Linked DNA regions of Homo sapiens: regions 1, 2, 3 and 4 are each linked to region 5. A link is a contact called in ENCODE Hi-C or POLR2A ChIA-PET data. All regions are on one chromosome and are shown on one strand. The core of a region is the stretch at or near the end of the contact, and the rest is flanking DNA. Distances in the headings are between cores, read along the strand shown.

Evidence for each region. Hi-C counts contacts between places; a loop is a spot of excess contacts on that map. ChIA-PET counts read pairs that join two places held with the same protein, here RNA polymerase II (POLR2A). Pooled maps may share reads with other maps.
Region 1: a map with no recorded cell type shows a loop between it and region 5 (10-fold over the local background). The contact joins the enhancer-like site here to the promoter of SCAF11 in region 5. A Hi-C loop is called at or near these places in 1 of 168 maps with a recorded cell type or tissue (naive thymus-derived CD4-positive, alpha-beta T cell), 12 of 37 single-sample maps with no recorded cell type and 11 of 50 pooled maps. POLR2A ChIA-PET finds 5 or more read pairs at or near these places in 3 of 52 experiments (A549, CD4-positive, alpha-beta T cell and HepG2).
Region 2: a map of gastrocnemius medialis shows a loop between it and region 5 (5-fold over the local background). The contact joins the enhancer-like site here to the promoter of SCAF11 in region 5. A Hi-C loop is called at or near these places in 1 of 168 maps with a recorded cell type or tissue (gastrocnemius medialis), 1 of 37 single-sample maps with no recorded cell type and 6 of 50 pooled maps. POLR2A ChIA-PET finds 5 or more read pairs at or near these places in 1 of 52 experiments (activated T-cell).
Region 3: a map of chondrocyte shows a loop between it and region 5 (2.8-fold over the local background). The contact joins the enhancer-like site here to the promoter of SCAF11 in region 5. A Hi-C loop is called at or near these places in 4 of 168 maps with a recorded cell type or tissue (HCT116, chondrocyte, gastrocnemius medialis and 1 more) and 11 of 50 pooled maps. POLR2A ChIA-PET finds 5 or more read pairs at or near these places in 2 of 52 experiments (H1 and MCF 10A).
Region 4: a loop to region 5 is called in a map of gastrocnemius medialis, with 2.6 times the contacts of the local background. The contact joins the enhancer-like site here to the promoter of SCAF11 in region 5. A Hi-C loop is called at or near these places in 1 of 168 maps with a recorded cell type or tissue (gastrocnemius medialis), 3 of 37 single-sample maps with no recorded cell type and 9 of 50 pooled maps. POLR2A ChIA-PET finds 5 or more read pairs at or near these places in 2 of 52 experiments (H1 and activated CD4-positive, alpha-beta T cell).

Annotation. Positions count from the first base shown.
Region 1 is chr12:46,516,097-46,518,841 of GRCh38, forward strand. The region is part of intron 3 of SLC38A4-AS1 (SLC38A4 antisense RNA 1); the gene reads left to right. Among named protein-coding and RNA genes, the nearest start is that of SLC38A4-AS1, 130 kb to the left of the region's middle. RefSeq lists enhancers at 818-867, 1,058-1,147, 1,318-1,497. Within about 2 kb of position 1,300, at least 4 of the 41 ENCODE cell types and tissues checked have a DNase peak (open chromatin) inside an H3K27ac peak, as active enhancers do.
Region 2 is chr12:45,414,233-45,416,932 of GRCh38, forward strand. ANO6 (anoctamin 6) reads left to right here. Exons shown (of 20, transcript NM_001025356.3): 17 at 2,467-2,672. The region is part of intron 5 of LOC105369743 (a long non-coding RNA gene); the gene reads right to left. Among named protein-coding and RNA genes, the nearest start is that of ANO6, 200 kb to the left of the region's middle. Within about 2 kb of position 1,284, at least 9 of the 41 ENCODE cell types and tissues checked have a DNase peak (open chromatin) inside an H3K27ac peak, as active enhancers do; they include gastrocnemius medialis, where a contact is called at or near this core.
Region 3 is chr12:46,546,382-46,549,081 of GRCh38, forward strand. The region is part of intron 3 of SLC38A4-AS1 (SLC38A4 antisense RNA 1); the gene reads left to right. Among named protein-coding and RNA genes, the nearest start is that of SLC38A4-AS1, 160 kb to the left of the region's middle. Within about 2 kb of position 1,295, at least 5 of the 41 ENCODE cell types and tissues checked have a DNase peak (open chromatin) inside an H3K27ac peak, as active enhancers do; they include mammary epithelial cell, where a contact is called at or near this core.
Region 4 is chr12:45,234,000-45,236,699 of GRCh38, forward strand. All of the region lies in intron 1 of ANO6 (anoctamin 6), which reads left to right. Among named protein-coding and RNA genes, the nearest start is that of ANO6, 19 kb to the left of the region's middle. Within about 2 kb of position 1,357, at least 27 of the 41 ENCODE cell types and tissues checked have a DNase peak (open chromatin) inside an H3K27ac peak, as active enhancers do; they include gastrocnemius medialis, where a contact is called at or near this core.
Region 5 is chr12:45,989,194-45,991,893 of GRCh38, forward strand. SCAF11 (SR-related CTD associated factor 11) reads right to left here and starts at 1,381. Exons shown (of 15, transcript NM_004719.3): 1 at 1,160-1,381. RefSeq lists silencers at 455-524, 925-1,024, 1,365-1,414 and enhancers at 675-724, 1,085-1,294, 1,103-1,816, 1,535-1,734, 1,745-1,814 and 1 more.

The sequences.
Region 1 (2,745 bases), core at 50-2,549, 530 kb after region 5:
ATGCTTCAGGCCTGCTCCAGTTCCTAGTCACCTTGGATTTCGCAAAACCTAGAGGTGTCACCAATGAAGCCTGTGAAACAGCAAAGATGGTAGCCTGTCCCTTCCCCTGGAAGCTTTATCCCAGGGAGGTACGAACCTGTTGTCAGCCCAAAGACACTTGTAGGAAGTGGCTGGGGACCCTGGTTGAGAGGTCTCACCTTGTGAGGAGGAACAGGATTGGGACCCACTTAAAAAAGCAGTCTGGCCTTGTTTTGATAGAATAGCTGCATTGTGCTGAGGGTTCACTTCAGCCCTTGGTCACCTCAGGTACTCTGAAGCCCAAAGGCTGGAACAGTTAAGTTGCCCAAACAGCAAAGATAACAGCCTGCCCCTCCCTCTGGGAGCACCCTCCCAGGGGGAATTCACAGTTCTTTTGGCTGGAGAGCTCAGGTGGGAGTGGCTGGAGGTCCTGATTGGGAGGCCCCACTCGTGAGGAGGAACAGGATCGGGCACCTGCTTAAAGCAGCAGACTGGCCATGTTTTGGTAGAGCAGCTGTGCTGTGCTAGGGGATCTCTTCTGCCCTGGATTGGCTCAGACTTTCCAAAACCTGAAGGCTGGAACGACTAAGGCACTCAAACAGCAAAGATGGCAGCCCACTCCTCCCCAAGAAGCTCCTTCTTAGGGAGGTGCAATGCTGCTGCTGGTAGCCGGCTGGAATTTCAAGCCAGTGGGTCTTAGCTTGTGAGGTGGTGAGGATGTGGGGCCTGTGGACTGTTCCTGCTCAGCCCCCTGGATTCAGCCTCTTTCCTAAGGGTAGGTACAGGAATCTAACCTCCGATTTTGCCAGAGCTGCAGCTACTTTTGCCAGAAAGCCCAAGCACCTAAACCTCCACGTTCTCCACACATGCCTGAGTGGCTGTTCTGGTGAGAATCCAGATGGCTCTGTCAGACTGAAGACTGAAGGCCCTGGTGGTGTGGGTTCACAGGGAGATCTCCTGAGCCAAGGGTTGCAAAGATCTGTTGGAGAAGCGATCCCAGGGTCACTCATTCACTCACTGCTTTCTAGGACTGGGGAGGATCCCCTGGCTCTGTGCTGTTCCCCAGTGGGCCGTTGTTCAGTGTCCTGCTTTTCTTTGTTTTCTGTGTGTCAGGTTGTTTCCTTGGTTAATCCTAATGCGAGTACTTGCATGTTTCAGTTGAAGGTATTGTTTTTACTCGCCCCTCTATTCCTCTCCGTGAGAGCCACACATGCTAGCTGCTTCTAGTTGGCCATCTTGGCCACTCCACCCCCACTACATTTCTATGTAGCTTAAGCCTAGTTTTCAATAGGGCTTAATGACATGCCTTGGAGAGTTCCTCTCATCAGTTTTGTTTCCACTACCTCTGGGTTGGTTTCATTTTCAGGTGATCTTTCTCTCCTGGTTGCAATATAGTTACTAGAAACCATAAAAGCCTCCCAAGCTGAAATGCTGCAGACAAAATTTGAGAGTCTTTGGTGTGGCATCCCCCACTAAAGTCTTACTGCCTCTAACTGGATTATTTGAGTATCCATAAAACTATCATTATGATCAAGAAAATGTGAAATATTAATTAGATTAGACCTGGTTTTATTCTCTACTCTAAGGTTAAAGTATGAACTAGTTTGGAAGAGGGATTACTTCAAGGGGGACCAGTAGAGGGGGCAGTGTATGACAAGTGGCAAAAACAGTTGATGGCATGTGATTATTTTTCCCTCTGCATGCATGGCAAACATGAGAATCAATTATAGTACTTTTTTTCTCATTGTACCTGGACATGGCTTCAGCAACTTTGTCAACGTAGGGCTTTAGTCAGCCACTAACAATCCACAGGAGTTGGCAACCAAGATAAACATTTTATACCATCACTAGCCTAAAAGCAGAAAATACATGGAAATCCTTAAAGGAAGGCATGCTTTTACTCACCAGTAAATCAAGGAAAATGCACACTAAAAGAATTCTATAGTAAGACCAAAATTGATCATTGATGAATGGAGCATTTTTAGTTACTCCTTCCTTTGTGGGGTGTGTGTGTGTGTGTGTGTGTGTGTGTGTGTGTGAGAGAGAGAGAGAGTTTATTATGAAATATTTTGTTTATAGTTTCTGAAAAACTCTCTGAAGTTGTGAGACAGTGATAAATTTGTTCTTTTCAGGGTGGTCATTAAAAGCATTGGAAAACATTCTGTGATTTCAGTGGCATAATGTGACCAAAATAACTCTTTATTTTTCTACAAGAAAAATGCAAAACATAAGCAACTGAAATCAGATGTAAGCAGATTGGCTTCCTTTGAGGGCCCAGTGGTCAGAATTTTAGAAATTCTTAGCCTGAACCCTGACTTTGTGTTACTGGCACCCAGGACTAGCATGTAGATAGCCACCCATGTGACCAGGGGAGTCCCAGGAGGCCCATTCCTTCCTGTGCCATCCTCCCAAATGCTCCCAGCATTTGCTAACTTAGGCCAGAAATTCCAGAATTAAATATTTATTTTTGTGACTTGAAAACTTTGCTTCTTTGTTCTCCTTTTAAAATGACCCTTAGAAGGACCCTATGAAGAATGGACCATTAAGTTCTACTGGCCCTTTACAACACTATCAGGAGTGTCAATTTGTCTTTTGAAGGCAGGTTTTATTATATGAGAGGTGGGAAAAATATTGGGGGATGGGGTACCAAAAAGGGACAAAAGTGTCCAGAAAGAGGAGGCTGAGAAAGCCAAAGACAGATGTGTTCTCTCACTTTGTTGTAATGCC
Region 2 (2,700 bases), core at 34-2,533, 580 kb before region 5:
ATTATGAAAAAGTTGCAGGCAAGGGTTGTTTTTTTTTCAGTGGGTGTTTTGCGTTGACTTTTTGTTGTTGTTATTCTTGGTTTCAAAAGTTGCTTATAAAATTTTTCTCACTTGAATATCAGAACAAATTATATGGGCTTTTTCTGGTGTTTTATTTTTAATATAATATTTTTAATCCATCTGGAATTTATTTTGGTGTCAGAAGTGATGGCCCCATACCAATTTTTCCCATGACTTAGCTAGCTGTGTCAATACTTGCATCCACTGCTTCAAAGTATCACTTTATAATATATAAAAACCCATGAATATTTGCATCTCCTCTTAAAATTCACCCTGGTTAATTCATACTATCTATTCATATACTAGTTCTAAACTGTTTCAATTACCATAGCATTATAATACACTCAATATCTCCCAGAGCTATCCCATTTTATTTTTTCACAATGTTCCCAATACTGTCTATGCAAACATCCCTGTTCATTATTTTACCTGTTTATATTTCTTGAAGAACTTTAGTATCACTTTTCAGCTTTTCTTTTCTTTCTTTGAAAGACAGGGTCTCGCCCTGTTGCCCAGGCTGGAGTGCAGTGGCACAATCCCGGCTCACTGCAACCTCCGCCTCCTCATCTAAAGCAATCCTCCCACCTCATCCTCCTGGGTAGCTGAGACTACAGGCTCGTACCACCATGCCCAGCTAATTTTTGTATTTTTTGTAGAGACAGGGTATGTTGCCTAGGCTGGTCTCAAACTCCTGGGCTCAAATAATCCTCCCGCCTCAGCCTCCCAAAGTGCTGGGATTACAGAGATTAGCTGCCATGCCTGGCTGACCTGTCAGCTTTTTTTTCTTAAATCCATTTGGGATTACTAACAGAATTTACATTAGAATTCTAAATTATTTTGTGGAAAAAAAATTTGATATGTCCCTGAATTCAAGTTTGCCCAATCAAGAGTTTGGCACATCCTACCACTCATTCATTCATCATTATTTGTTTTTTCTTAAGTCAATTATCATAGTGGTCTTAGTTTTCTCATTAATTTATTTCTAAATAGTTTATGCTTTTGTTGTCATTATAAATGGTATCTTTTCTCTTTTGGATTTTTAACAAGGTTTACTGATAACATAATCCTAATCTCTGGCTTCTCTTGAACAATCAGGAGATCTGGCAACATGGAGCCCTCATTCCAACATGGCAACTATGAGCTGTCCCTTTCCATAGGACACACGCTTGCTAGTTTACCACAGTTGACGGGCTGACTCCACACATGGCTATTACTTGCATGCCCTGCGGGCTGATGAGTTATTTAGGGTTGGGTGAGTCATAGGGAAGTTGACATCACTGCTTATTGCTGCTGCTCATGACTCTGTAGCATCACCAACTCTGGTCCTTGCCTGGCTGACTTCTCTGCATGAGTGTTCCTGCCTGGCCTGTGGGACTTACTGGATCCTTCTAGCCCTGTCTGCTCTTCTGCAACATGCCCTTTGGCTCTCTGACCAGAAGCAAATGCCAGCTCTGCTTGCCTCGCCACACCCTCCACAGCCTTGCCCTTCCTGACAGAGTCATCCCTGCCCCTTGTCTGAGCATGAGGCCTAATGGAACTCTATGTTTTCCTCCCATCCACAGTTTTAGTTACATATCTGTAGATGTTTCCTCTGAAGGTCTGCCAGTTAGGAGGGCAGGGTCTAAAACTTGAGGATATTTTCTTACTTCTTCCTCTCCGTGGTATCACTTACCCCAAAATCTCTGCTGCCCCATTTTTAATAAGGCCGTGTCAATTACAAACAAGGAGAAAAGAACTTCTAAGCCACCACTCAAATTTTGACTTATTATGACCACAAGGACTGCAACTAACTTCAAGATTCTTAAGGAAGGATATTATAATTTATTAAGACACTTTTATCACATATATTTCTGTGATTTCTATTACTGTCAAATTCTCTGAATGCACTGCATTTGCATTTGCAGACTCAGGGGAGCTCACTCATTTGCTTGTTCTCAGCATATTTCTTCTAACGTTCTCTAAGTATAGCCTTCCCATGGGTCCATTTCTTTTTGTCTTTAACTTGTTAGATAATGCCACAATATTTCTTTTTTCTTAAAAAAAAAATCCTAAACCACAAATCTTCTTTCAACATTCTATTTCAACACTGAGAATGAATAATATGCTTATGATGTCTCAAGTTTATTACCAGCGAATAATTCTGGTTGACTAAAGATGTCTAAATATATTGTTCCTATTAAGTGTATACATGTGAAAGAAACAGGCTATAATTAATCTTCTTTCCAGAGATTTTATATTTGTGTTTTGTTTGAATTCTTTCACTGTTGAACACTAAATTATTATTTACCACAGATGTGTTTTCTCTCTGGGATTTAGTTCGTTTGCCTTTCTCTTTCAAGAGTAAAGGAAAATATGTTGTCCTTCCATCCACCACCACTCCATGATGTGTGTCCATTCCATTGACAGTTATTCAGTTTGGGTTCGTCACCTTATTTGTGGCCTCTTTTCCACTGGCCCCTCTGTTGGCTCTCGTGAACAATATATTGGAAATAAGAGTGGACGCATGGAAACTGACCACCCAGTTTAGACGCCTGGTACCAGAGAAAGCCCAAGACATTGGAGCATGGCAGCCCATCATGCAAGGAATAGCAATTCTGGCTGTGGTGACCAATGTGAGTAGACCTAAGCTTTACAGAGTAA
Region 3 (2,700 bases), core at 45-2,544, 560 kb after region 5:
AGGTACCATTTATTGAGTGCTCATTATGTACCTGGCGTACTGCTAAGTGCTTTGCATGCATTATTTTATTTCATCCTCATATCAATCTGCAAAATAGTTATTTTCTCCATTTTATAGATGAAGAAGGTGAAGCTCAGAGCAATTAGGAAGTCTGCCTAGTGTCTCAGATGGAGTAAGTGGTGGTGTTGAGATTTGTACCCAGGTAGGCTCCCAAGCCCATGTCAACAATTACTGTGACACACACAGGCTCTTCCTGTGTTGAGCACCACAGGAAGAGAAGGTTTGGAGAGGGAAAGGAGGAGATGGTGATCACATAGTATTATGTGTTCTACTATCCAACTATTTTGGGTTTTGCTTGCATGAAAATGCATGGGAGCAGCAGTGCTTCCTTCTTATCTGGAGGAATTGGCAGGGTGGGAGGTGGAAGAGGGAGCCTAGAAGGTACCCTTTACAAGCATCCTGTTGACCTCATGGTGTTTCTCTCCTGCCCCCTCCAGAGTAGTTGCTGATAAAGGAGATATAAAGGAGCAGGGTTCTTCAGGTCAGAGTTTCTAGCTTTAGTGGGAATGCCAACAGAGAAAGGGACCCAGTGTCTGAAGCCACAGGCAAGGAAGCTCAGGGCTCCATAGAGGTGGACAGGCAGCTTACATCTCATCTCATGGCTAAGCACATTAACCACATAAGCTTCCTCTAACTGCTGAACTCACAGCAAATAAACACACGCCCACACAACCAGTAAGTAAGTATCAGTGGAGCAGATGCAAATGAAATACAAGTGATGAACTGCTGTCAGTTCTTGGGGTATTTGGCACCTGCGTCAACTCCAGAAGGAATGTGACCTCTTGGGTAAGGAGGGCATGATTTCAGAGGCACCAAGAGGACCTTTCCACCAAATTCAGCTTTTTAATTTTTTTTTTAAATCTGAAATTCTACAATTATAAATTCATTCCTCCCCTTTCAAAATGAAGCACTTTATACTAAAGAAGAACCCACTTAAAGCTTCATTAATTATTTCTTCCCTGAAGAAGAATCAGTCTTTTGGGTTCTATCTTGAGAACACATTTTGAGAGTAGGGCAGGGAAGGAATGAAATTTCTGTCAGCAGAGAGATGAAGAAGGCTGGCCTGAGAAGGCAGGAATATACAAACTAACTGATGAGGGTTAACCAGTATGCCATTTTTATGCAAGTCAGTACAGGTTTCTCAGTAAAGTACGGGCAAATAGAAATGTAATTTATGAATATTTCATCATTCTTTGTCATATAGGCCAGCCAGAAAGGGCAAAAAGAAAAAGATATTCAGAGATGTGACTTCTTGGTGTCCTTCTGCACTTGACAGAAGCTACCCCTTTGGGAAAAACTGGATAGTTTGTAGATCTGCCACAGAAAATTCAACATCTCTAAAGGCATACTAGTGCTAAATGGACATATTATTACTTTTGCTATCTCACCTATTGGCATGTGCTTGTGTGTGAGGAGGGATTATGGACAGGATGGGGAATAGGAGAGTGTCAAGAATGAATGGGCATTGCCCAAGAAGGTGAATCAGCTGACTGTTCAATCTACCTGGAAGTAAAAATAACTGGGGAGCAGAAAATCTTATGCATATTTTAATTACCTTGTCTAGAACATGAAATGACAAGAATGTGTACTATATTTATTGGGCTACTGAATTCTCTATTTCATGCCCCTAGGCACTCCCAGAAGTCTGATTCTATTTCCTTGAAAAAATACCAAGCATTTCTCCTTCAAGAATGATTGAGGGGTTGCCTTCTGTTGTTGCTTTACTAACCACCTCCCTCAACCAAACACCCACAGGCAAGTTGCCTCTCATTCTCCAATCTAGGCAAAGAGTGAATCTTTTGTTGTTATTTGCAGGAAATGGGACACAGGAAATGAGCCAATCAGAATCAGCATTAGGCCATTTTTTTTCCCTTGTCCCTCTTTCTCAATCTTTTTAATTGGGAAAAGTACTTGTTTTAAAATCTAGTAAATATGATACAAATTGAACATCCAACTATAAGAAGAATCATCAGAAAAAAAATCAGGATTTCTCTTCAAAGTTTACAGAGACTTAATATAACTCCTTTTCTTAATAGTTATTTTTCTTTGAATTAGGCAGTGGTAACTAAAGCTAAAACAACCACCACCACAGTGGTAATAAAGGCTAAACGACCTTCCACTGCCCTTGTTTATGCTTTTCTCATCAGTTGAGCTTTCCGTTTCTTCAAAGTCCCACAGAAATGGCTGGCAATTTTCAATCATCAAATCAAAGCCCTTTGTTGGAATTGTTTCTTTGGTGTAACGCAGGATATGCTGCCAGTAATTTGATCAGTTCAGTCATTTCCATAATTAGAACAAGAGCACGTCTTCCTAAAGTATGTGCTTATTCCATGGTCTGAAGTCACACAAAAGGGAATGTGCAAAGCCCTTATGTTGTGTGGTTCTAAAATAGCAGCTGTTTTTTATATATTTACCTCTTAACAATTTGCCCACCATCCTAGGTAGACAAACTTATAGCTCTGCTCTATCTGCTGATGACTGATGAAATGCAAGTCAGAGCATTTCACTTTAACTATATTGTTTGTCTGTTTAATAGGTGTGGCATGCATACCCACTCATATAAGACTCATTCAAAATCTTCCTGGGTTCCTCAAGAGCAGAGGGAAGGCAACACTTAAATACTTTGAGTATTCTCTCTTC
Region 4 (2,700 bases), core at 107-2,606, 760 kb before region 5:
TGAAGTATTCGTTTCTTATAGGTAGCAGACTAACAATCCTTAACCTTCTAATTCTGTTTTTACTTTAAAGTCAGGTAGCTTTTGGTCTTAGTTATTTTTGTAATCTCTTTAAGCAGTTCACATAATGCCTTGCCAATTATAGGAAATTAGCAAATGTGTTCTTAAGTTGGAAGAGAATGTGTGAGGAAAATTCACTCCTATCTCATTTTACAGAAATTCAGATTTTAATTGTCCTGCTGTAATTGTGAAACTGAACTGCACATTCATTCTGAGGATTATTGCACTGATGAGTTTACTGATGAGTGTGACACTGGTTCGGAGGGAACTGTTTGCAGACTCTCCCTATGTATAAGGAGTTCATGTGTAATAATTTATTTCTCCAGAAGGTCACCTTTTTTCCTACTGATTTTTTTTTACTGGTAAAAATATTGCAAACAGATATTGTTAGTCTCGTTTGGTAACTGAAAGAGCTCTGAGAACGGAAAAGTTAGAGTGACCTATCCAAATGAAGGAGCAGTTCAGTGTTGGTGCAGGATATTAGATTCCAAAATATTTGTTCAGGCCCCTTTTCCAAGTTCCCAGGGAAGTTACTGACACTGATGTTGGTTTCTTTTAAGAATGACTCATGATTTTTCGAGCCTGGTTTCCACTCTTAGTCATCTTCCCTGCCTGAGTTAAAACAGGCTTTAGGCTCTCACTGAATTCCAGCCTTGACAGAACCCCCCACCCCCACCCCTGGGCTTTTGATTCCCACTTCCTAGCTCAGCTACATTCCAGTCTCTGGAACCAATTCTGACTCCAGGCAGGCAAGATGAGACAATTCAGCATTTACTATCAGTCCAGCAGTAACCTTTCAGTTCTAATAATTTGGCTTGTCCTTTTCCTCCTCAGTTGTTCAGACTCCTTTCTCAGAAACATGCCTAGGACCTCAGTCTCTTTAGTTCTTTGGATTCTGTGTTGCTCTTGTCAGTGTTTACTATCAGTCCAGCAGTAACCTTTCAGTTCTAATAATTTGGCTTGTCCTTTTCCTCCTCAGTTGTTCAAACTCCTATCTCAGAAACATGCCTAGGACCTCAGTCTCTTTAGTTCTTTGGATTCTGTGTTGCTCTTGTCAGTGTTTCCTAATCACCCTCTTGCCCTGGAAATAAAGTCCTCTCCAATGTGGTGCTACTTCTCCTCCTTCCTGTAGCAGACTCTGGTTGTGGCCTGTCTGTGCCTACAGATTTAGTGACAGGAGCTGTACTTTTCTGTTCCCTTCTTTAGCTGTCATACTGGTGGTATCTTAAATCTTAGCCCTAAATTGTGATGAAACTGTTGTATTTTCACAAGTCTTCCTTAGTCATATTGTGCTGTCTGTTCTAAGTAGGGCTGTGAATAAGAGTGGGGTACAGTTTCCTGCAATAAGAGATGGGAGGCTTAACTTCAGCTTGGCACGTAAGAAAGATCAAATGTTTACTGCAATGTGGGAAAACCACCTCCTGGGCATAATAGAAATCCAGGCCTGGCAGTAAACAATTCTATTCAAAAGCAGCTTCTCAGGGCTGAGGAATGACCTAGTTGAGTGGCATGACATCTGAGCAGAACTAGCAAGGAGGCTTGGTGGTATGCCGCCTTTTAACTCCAGCACCTGTGGCTCTTGAGCATTCTCCTCATTCTTCAGTATGGAAAATGGATATTTTCTCAGTCTTGTGCAAAAACAGCTTCAAGAAAAGTCCCCTAGTCAAAAATTCCAGTATTTGGAAGTGTACCAGGAGTCCAAAAAGTTGAGAACTACTCCTGGCTTTTTCCTTCCCTCCCTCACACTGACGGCATTCCTGAACTAGCATGCCTGTCTGTCTCTACATTTCTGGGTGACTGCCTCATCCCAGGTGGCCTTCCTCCAGCTGTGAGCTGGGTGTGTTCCCAGGTATTTAATCCACCCTTGGGGCAAGTTCTTCCAGGCAGCCTCCAGTGCCCCTTCCGGGATCCTGGCTGGATCAGGCTGACTGTCCTTGGAAGTGAAAGAGGCTACATATGAAGGGGAGAAGGGTCCTCTCTGCCTCAGGAGAAGGAAATTAGTTACAGGTGCATGCATAGGCAAAATAGCCCCAATCCTGTTGTGATATAACAGAATTTAGAAGACATCTGGCTCAAATTTTAATTTTCAAAAAGTGATAAATTCTGTGAAGAGGTAACCTGTAGAGTTTATTGTCAAATTAATGGTAGAGCTACTGTATGTGCCACTGTCAGTTGTTAATTATTATTATTATTTTTTTAAGTTCTAGGGTACATGTGCACAACATTTAGGTTTGTTACATAGGTATACATGTACCATGTTGGTTTGCTGCACCTATCAACTCATCATTTACATAAAGTATTTCTCCTGATGATATCCCTCCTGCAGCCCCCCACCTTCTAATAGGCCCTGGTGTGTGCTGTTCCCCACCCTGTGTCCAAGTGTTCTCATTGTTCAATTCCCAACTATAAATGAGAACATGAGTTTGGTTTTCTGTCCTTGTGATAGTTTGCTGAGAATGATGGTTTCCAGCTTCATCCATGTCCCTGCAAAGGACATGAGCTCATCCTTTTTTATGGTTGCATAGTATTCCACGGTGTATATGTGCCACATTTTCTTAATCCAGTCTACCACTGATGGACATTTGGGTTGGTTCCAAGTCTTTGCTATTGTGAATAGTGCTGCAATAAACATACGTGTGCATG
Region 5 (2,700 bases), core at 131-2,630:
ATTCTGCTGCTGAGGTAGGTGGTGATATGTAGAAATTAATTTTTCTTTTAAAACGAAAAAATAATGCATTTATTAATATGCTTTTCCCAAAATTCGGGGAAAATTCCCAAATCGGAGAAAAAAATTTAACATCAGCATCTACTACACAAAGCATTAAAAACATTTTTCAGCAGTTTTGCTTAAGTATCTTAGGTCAGTGGTAGCATGTTAGCCAAAATGTAATCCAAAATGAATGAACAACAGTCAGCTGGTAGACACTGTATGTAATACAATACGGAAATATATTGGAAGTATTTCAAAATTCAACATTTGAATCCGTGAATGTCTAAATCAAGTACTCTAAATCAGGCGTCTACTTTTGAAACAATACTTCAAAATACGTGTTGGTGGCAAGACCGCCAGCCATCTGTAGGAAATCTTTTTAATGGTTCAAAATTCCTAGGTCTCAGAAGGGGCGACTGATTAGGCTAAATTTATATCTCCCGGCCCCGTAGTTGTCAGCCCAGGTAGCGAATTTAAAACACTGGGGGTGGATGAGTAGTTTGAAGTTCAGATCAAGGAGTGAAAAAGGCTGATGCTTAGAAGCGCCGGCTCTTCCCCATTCGCGCACTCGAGAGGTCACGGCGTAGTAAAGTTTGGTTTCACTAGCGGGCTTGGACGCTCGCGACCAAAGTCTCCCAAGAAAAGCCGACACCGCGGTCGGGAGCGCCCGGAAGCTCAGCAGGACACGTTTCCACTGCAGGGAGGAGGGTGTCTGTGGCGGTTCTGGCGTGGAGCCCCTTCCCCCCCCCCCGTAGGACCCTGCACCCGGACGGGGACAGGCTTCGCCAGCTAAGGCGGCGGGAGACGCGTAGGCCACAAGGAGGAAATGGGACAGAGTGCGACAGAGAGGCGGCGGCGGCCCAGGGCCGGGCCGAGCCTCCCTCGCGGGGCAGCGAGAGGGAAAGGGGCCCTCCCGGCCGCAGCCTCCCCCACTTCGAGAGGTAGCTCCAACTTTCCTCCCAGCGCACGACGTCGCACGGGCCGCGCGAGATTCCGAAACTTTGTCAGCCCTCGCGTCGCCCTAGGCCCGCTCCAGCGCTCTGCGCCGGCCGCTAACCCTCGTCTCTCCCAGACAGCTGCCCAAGCCCATCCACCCCGCGGGTCGACCAGTGTTTACCTCAGACCGAGGTCGAGGCGCTCGGTCCGGCCGCGGCCCCACAGTAGGTTCCCAGGTCCCAGTCACTCCGCTGCCAAGTTCCCCAACATGGACTCCTTCGTCCGCTTTGTGGTGTTACAGGGTCTCTAGGACACTGACTCCGCTGGCTCGGTCCGGAGGCGGCGGCGAAGCAGGGAGCGACCCAGGTTGCGCTGCTCCGCGCGGCTTAAGCCACCGCTACTCCCCCTTCCCCCGCCTTGTCTAGCCTCCTCCCTCCCCTCCCCTCCCTGCGCGTCTCCCTCCTCCTCCCTTCCCTCGCTGTCGGCGCGCTAAGGTGACGACGGCGGCAGCCGGACTCGCCACATTCTGCTTACTCGCTCGCTCTGGCCCTGAGTGCATGTTCGTAGTACCCAGTTGGGCCGCAGGGGGGCGCTGGCAAACTGCTGTTTGAGACCGAGAAGCGTGGTGGGTGGAGTCACGTCACGCGGCCTGTGAGCGGGAGGAAGGGCAGCTGCGCTGGAGGGGCCTTCTGGGAAACGTCCTTCCAGCACCGCCCTTCGCCCACACTGCGGATGGTGCGCATGCGCAGCGCGTGGACTTTGGCCTCTGCCCTCCTTTGGCAGTTTTACAGGCTGCGTCGCGGAGGACAATGAAAGAGGCTTTAAGGGAACTGGACAGGAAGGATTTTGCGCAGGGTGTGCTCCTTATCTTTATGGTAATCTGATATTGAAAAGAGTGTCCGCATGTTTGCGGTGGATTGAGTGTTCACCTGGCTGCGCTGCCCACCTGAAATGCAGCCTGTGGAGTGAAGAGTCGGCAATTTGGAAGCCCACCTTTCCTCCTTTCTGGTGGGCATTTTTTTAGATGCCAGGGGGAGAGCTTTCCCGCCTGACTCCCCGAGCCTAGGGGCTTTCCCATGTCTTAACCCCACATCACAAAATTAAATTTGGGCCAGGTGCGCGGTGGCTCACGCCGGTAATCCCAGCGCTTTGGGAGGCCGAGGCTGGCGGATCGCTTGAGCTCAGCAGTTCGAGACCAGCTTGAGCGACGTATTAAGATCTCGTTTCTACAAAAAATAAAATTAACCGGCCGTGGTGGCGCGCACCTGCGGTCCCAGCTCCTCGGGAAGATGAGGTGGGAGAATCGCTTGAACCCGGGAGGCGGAGGTTGCAGTGAGCCGAGATCGTTCCACTGCACTCCAGCCTGGGCGACAGAGCGAGACCCTGTCTCAAACAACAACAAAAACTTTATCATTATTTACTTAAAAGGCCTCCGCGTTGTGGTTAGATAGTGACGTGTGTGCCATCCTCCACTTTTTCCCCCGGCGGGTTGTTAAATGTTTTGTTTTACCTCGGAGGTATTTTGACTTTTTCAAAGTCACTGATTATTTAACCTCCTAGTTTCTCTTCTCGTCGACTGCAGCAAGCTTCCGGTTGCTCTGCCTGCCCTCAGTGTCCCCCATCTACCAGCTGACCTTCCAGTCCTCCCACCCACGCCCTTGTCCTGCTTGCGGCTCCCGCAGGACTAAGCTCTGCTCCCCGCGCGCGGCTCACCCAGGTCCC